2 separate regions of the Homo sapiens genome follow, and region 2 is linked to region 1. Evidence: read pairs that join two places in POLR2A ChIA-PET (ENCODE). Cell type or tissue: B cell. All regions are shown on one strand. Each heading gives the region's core, and the rest is flanking DNA. Links, peaks and the distances in the headings are about the cores only. Region 1 overlaps TMEM154 (transmembrane protein 154). Region 2 overlaps ARFIP1 (ARF interacting protein 1).

Region 1 (2,930 bases), core at 203-2,702:
AAATATCTTATGTTCTTGCTCATATGTGGGAGCTAAAAAAGTTGATCTTACAAAGGTAGAGAGTATAATTATAAATATCAGAGGCTGGGAAGGGTGTGTGGGTAAGAGTAGGGGAAGAAGAGAGGTTGGTTAATGGGTAGAAACATACAGTTAGACAGTATAAATTATAATGTCCAATAGTAGAGTAGGACGACTGTAGTTAACAATAATATATTTTATATTTCAAAGTAGCTAGAAGACAGGACTTGAAATGTCCTCAGCACATAGAAATGATAAATACTTAAAGTGATGGATACCCCAAATACACTGACTTAATCATTATAGATTCTATCCATGCAACAAAAAATATCACATGTGCCCTATAAGTATGTAAAATATTATGTGTCAATAAAAATCCACCACTTACTGATCTCTGCCTTCTGAGTTAAGTGGCTTTGTCCTACATTTACAGTAGTCCCCCATTATCCAAGCGGAACATGTTTCAAGGCCCTAGAAGATGCCTGAAATTATCGGTAGTACTGAACCCCACATACACTGTGTTTTTTCTAAACATACCTATGATAAAGTTTAATTTATAATTAGGCACAGTAAGCAATGAATAACTAGTAATAAAATAGAACAATTACAACAATATACTATAATAAAAGTATGTGCATGTGATCTCTCTCTGGCTCTCAAAATATCTTATTGTACTGTACTATTTGTGGCCACGGTTGACCATGGGTAACTGAAACCACGGGTAACTGAAACCACGAAAAACGAAACTGTGGATAAGGGGGGACTACTGTATAAGTCTTTAAAATTGGGTAAGTCAATAATGTATTCACATATATGTTAAAGCCTTTGATATATCATGTATCACCCTGGACTAGTAAAGGACATTTGTCTTCCAGAAAACCTCCTCATTAAAATGATTCTGCTTGGAGAACTACTGCAGCCAGATCAAATAGCGTTTTCACTGGTAACCTTGGCCAGTGAAGACTGGTACATATGGGTATGATGAGGTTGGGTGTGGGGTGGGGAATGGGGTTGGTGGTTGGTGCGGCTGATGGTAATAATCCTTTTACCTAGAGGTCAGTGAATCTTCCTTGAGTATCCAGACCCCGCCCCCCCCTCACTTTACTTCTTTTGGTTACTTCTATGAATACTGTAGCCGCTGTTACTATTTCAGCATCTTTTTTTGAGAATTTACTAAGAACCAATCTCTATGCTCTGCCTTGTACCCGGATTATCGATTATCTCATTTTGTCCTCACCATTTTTTCAGATAGACATTAGGGCAAAGAGGTTACACAACTTGCCCAAGATCACAGAGCTCACATGGAGGAGTGACGATTTGAAACCAGGGGGCCGATGGCAGAACCAGAGCTTATAACCCCACACAGTGTTTTCCCTCCCTCAGGGAGGAATGCAATGCTTGCAAATCATAAAGTTTGGCCATAAAGTGGTGAATGAGAGGGAACCTCCTGCTCCCATTCCTCCGCCTATACTAGGAGGTGGCTTTCTGGCACAAGGCAGGACAGAGGAAAGGGTTCCCAGAAACCTCGGCTTTACTGGGGCTCTTGCTAAGGCTCCTCAGCTCAGATGCGTTGCCAGAAAAGCTGCCCAGAAGGACAGGGTCTTTTCAGCACCTCTCTGAGGAAGGTGAATGAAGTCCCTAGAAGAACACTTTGCATCTTAGTCACCATTTGACCCGTGGCCCCGGGAAAAGAGAAAATAGGAAAGGAAACAAGCTAACAAGAATAATGGGGACATCTAGACAATCGGGAATAAAAGAGAAACGGAAAGAAGCATACCAGATGGTCCTGGCCTGTGTACATTTACTTTTCAGCGTGAGACAACGCTGTTCACAGGTGGCCCTTGGTGGAACGGTGGAGTTAAAGAGGCTGAAAGTTCTCTCTGCAATGTCCCCCTCCCACATGCCCTCACATATGTTTTCTGCATTAAGCATCATTTGCTCTCTCAGATTCTCTAGTGGCTATTTAAATAAATGAGAATCAAGGGATTGTTCTCTTTCTCTCTCTCTCTCTCTCTCTCTCTCTCTCTCTCTCTCTCTCTCTCTCTCTCTCTCTCCCCCCAACTCTATGATAGCTTCAAAATAATAAATTACAGTAACTGGGATGTATTGAATGCTTAGTATGTGCTAGCTGCTAGGATACACATGTGCTATCTAATTCGATCTTCACAACTTTATTGCCCACATTTTACAGATGAAGAAACTGAATCTTGAATGTCTTGCCCTTGCCCTGGGGTGCAATCCTGTCATTTATATTGTTAATTTCTACTGAGTTTTGAAGGTGCATTTCCTCAAGCATAGGTGACAAATAACAGATGAGGGTCTGGTCATAGCTCTGCCACTTTGTACTTATAGAATTTGGACAAATTACTTTTCTCTTGATGACTTAATGCTCTAATCTGTACAACTAAGGAGTGATCCCCAAGGTCCCATCTATTTCCACATCTCTGTTGATTCCAAAGTGTTCTACCTTGTTTTTAAGTAGTTTTTGAATAGGTAATCTGCACATGGTACTCAGTTCAGAAAGGAAGTTTCGCTACCACCCTTTCCCCAAGTTACTCAGTTTCCTTGCCCAGAAGTAACCACCGTTTCTGCTCCTTTGAGAGAAACTCTATGCATATACAAGTATAAGTATTGTTTCCTGTTTTCTCTTTTTGACACAAATGGTAGCACAATTTATATACTTTCTGCCCCTTGCTTTTTTCACTTAAAATTTTATCTTGAAGATCATTCCATGACTGTATAGAGAGCTTTTTTCCCCATTGTTTGAATGTATTATAATCTTTTCCTATTGACAGAGATTTAGGTTCTGTTGTGTTTCCAACAATACTGCAATAAACCTCTCTGCTCATCCTTCAGTTTGCACACAGGCAAGCAAGTTCTACAGTGTATCTAAAAATGGGGAGAGCATGAGA
Region 2 (2,930 bases), core at 139-2,638, 200 kb after region 1:
TTCTATGACGTTGTATAAGTTAGTAAGTTCCTCATTGAAAACAGTGAAAAACTTAAGGAAAAAAAGGTAATTAAGGGTTGCTTATACATTGGTCAAGAAAAACATCAAGTACATTTAAGGAGTACATTTAGAACATTAGAATCCAGATGGAAACTTCTTCAGCAAACATTCCAAAATAGGGTGTTTTCAAGTTATATTATACAACATGTCACTTAACTTGTCCTACAATATTTTTACTTCAGTAGCAGAGTAGATATAATTGTTTAAGATTAAATCTTCTTGGCTAGTGATTTAATAATCCCTTTGCATTTTGGTTCATGATTATGGAAATTAACTTCTGAAAGGGCTTCTTATTTCAGTAGTATATATTATCTTAGCTATACCACTTCATTGTTATATTTAATGTATGGCTATACCTTGAATTTTCATTAAAAGTTTGTATTTTAATTACTCTTAATTATTCTAAATTTCATCCCTTCTGTCTGTTCTTTTGGTCACCTCTCCATCCTAAACTTTAGCTGTTGAATACTTGAGATACGGTGGTATCTTATGATTAATCTTGCCTCAGTTTCTAACTCTTCCAAGCTGTTCTTACATGTCTACCAAATTAATATTCTTTAAGCAATGCTTTAACCAAATCAAGTAAACCCGTTACTCAAAATTTTCTAATTCATTTACCGCTATCTCTCAACATAGACCTTTAGCGACGTTGGCCATGGTAGCCTAGTTGCTGGCCTCCATGCTATCCCAATAATATGATAATGACTGCCCAGTGCTACCCACCCTCTTCCCTGAAAGTTTTTCTACTAGGTTGAAGATGAACCCTTCCTAACCCTATTCCATCCCTCCAGCGTTCCATATCATCCATGTTGGTCACTGATGCAGCTTAGAATCCATCTCTTCCATTAAGACTTTTTCTTCTATTGAATGCACACTGATCATTTCCTCTTCTGAATTCTTAACTACATTATAAATTGTTGTATACTTTCCTCTTTGATTGCATATTGCCTTCACCTGATTAAGATGTGTATGTTTTGTCCTAGGTTTAAAAAAAAAAAAAGGATAACTATCTTTGGAGAAATATCCTGGACCCCTGCTATAGGCTCTATACTTGTACCAGTACATCAAGAAAAGGTGTAATGGTTTAGAAAAAATATATAACAGTAGTTATATATATTTATGATCTAAAATCTGCTATCTTAAACTACGATCAGTCTAAAAATTTAGCTTACTAGCTGTGTTTACTTTTAACTTGTCATAGCCCTGAAATTCCCATGAAAATTTAATAAAGGTAAATAGAAAAGTGATTTTATTGTAGATTTAATGCCTTCATTTCAGTTTGATTTCTCTGAAGTTCTAGTCATGTGGATAGGCCAGATTTAAGTCTACATTATTCATAATTGTTGCATCACTTGAAGCCAGCAGACTGTAGCCTCAGCTTTACTTCTTGGTGATTTTACAGTTTTACTTGGCCTTTTTGCCTAATCATTACTTAAGCCCTGAGATTTAATTTACAAAGTTCTGGGAAAAAAAACTTAGAATATACTTAACTAGGATTGTGCCTTTTAAAGAACATTGTGCTTCTTGACTTTTTATACTTTTTAAGCTCTTAAGACCCAGTGTTGAATATTATTTTTATTATAATAAGGTTCTGTTATAGGCTAATTTGCAGTTAGGTTAACTATTATCATTGTGCAATGTAAATCTAAGTAATTTTTGCTTACCTCACCCTGATTGAAGTCAGAGAAGCCCTCTTGAAATGGAAGGGAAATTAACATGGCAAGTGAATGATTTGTTTATACTGTGCATTAGCCAGGCTCATTGTGATTATATTAGGTGTCAGTCAGCTTTTACATATTAGACATGGAAATTGAATGATCTTAATTTTGCTCATTAAAATAATTTTTCTGATGTATCAGTAAGATTAAAATTTTTACATTGAATTTTAATATCTGCCTGCTGCTTAATTCCAGAATGATGAAAGTGTATTGTATGTGATGTACACAATACCACTTAATACAAATCTTGCTGTATTTGCTGCTGATTATACATCATTATAGAATGCCATGATAGCATAAGGGAATACCGCATAGCAGAGAGAAAAATAATCTAAGATTTGATTAAAAGGATACAATTATTCTGAACTGTTACGTCATGTGGGATTTTTTTACAAAGTTTTTTCTTTTATTTAAATCTTGCTAAGGATTTGAAGCATTCATTACCATCTGGACTTGGTCTCTCAGAAACCCAAATTACATCTCATGGCTTTGACAATACCAAAGAGGGTGTTATTGAAGCAGGAGCATTTCAAGGTAAGAGCCCATATATTTGTAAAGATGGCTGGGATAGAGGATGGGAGAAGTTCACCAAATGCTACCTTTATTAATAAAGCACAAGAATGGAGCCCTTTCATTCTGTGATAAAACATTGATTATAAATGTATTCCTTTTTCTCTTCAATTTAAGTAATAGAATTATTTGAGTAGTCTCCTTTATATAAACAGATCAATGTACATGATATCACTGGTTATTATTTAAGAATAGGTTATAAAATACTGAAATAAAAACAAAAATTATGTCAGAAATGTAGATGTAGATTATTTTAACTTGTAACCATGAAATTTATAAATCAATGTTGATTTTTATAAATACATATTTCTTATTTCAAAGCAAATAGAAAAATGAACTTTTTACGTTATATAGGAGGTCTCCAAGACCACACTCATTAAAAGTTTGTATTTTAATTACTCTTAATTATTCCTAAATTTCCTCCCTTCTCTCCATACTTTTGACCACCTCTCTATCCTAAACTGTAGCTGTTGAATACCTGAGATATAGTGGTATCTTATGATTGATCTTGCCTCAGTTTCTGACTCTTCCAAGCTGTTCTTACATGTCTGCCAAATTAATATTCTTTAAGCATTCTTTTAA

What was found. Peaks named below come from ENCODE experiments on the same cell type or tissue, not always from the same donor. Only the 100,000 strongest peaks of a DNase experiment are listed, where the experiment ranks them.
Region 2: POLR2A ChIA-PET joins it to region 1 with 7 read pairs; 2 of 35 experiments call an interaction of 5 or more read pairs at or near these places.

The regions. Positions count from the first base shown.
Region 1 is chr4:152,659,271-152,662,200 of GRCh38, forward strand. The region is part of intron 1 of TMEM154 (transmembrane protein 154); the gene reads right to left. Among named protein-coding and RNA genes, the nearest start is that of TMEM154, 19 kb to the right of the region's middle. RefSeq lists an enhancer at 1,653-1,702. In B cell, for the core only: no CTCF peak of the experiment used is centred there; no DNase peak of the experiment used is centred there; H3K4me3 peaks cover 1,376 bases; H3K27ac peaks cover 2,500 bases.
Region 2 is chr4:152,861,403-152,864,332 of GRCh38, forward strand. It overlaps ARFIP1 (ARF interacting protein 1), which reads left to right. Exons shown (of 9, transcript NM_001025595.3): 3 at 2,204-2,312. Among named protein-coding and RNA genes, the nearest start is that of FHDC1, 73 kb to the right of the region's middle. In B cell, for the core only: no CTCF peak of the experiment used is centred there; no DNase peak of the experiment used is centred there.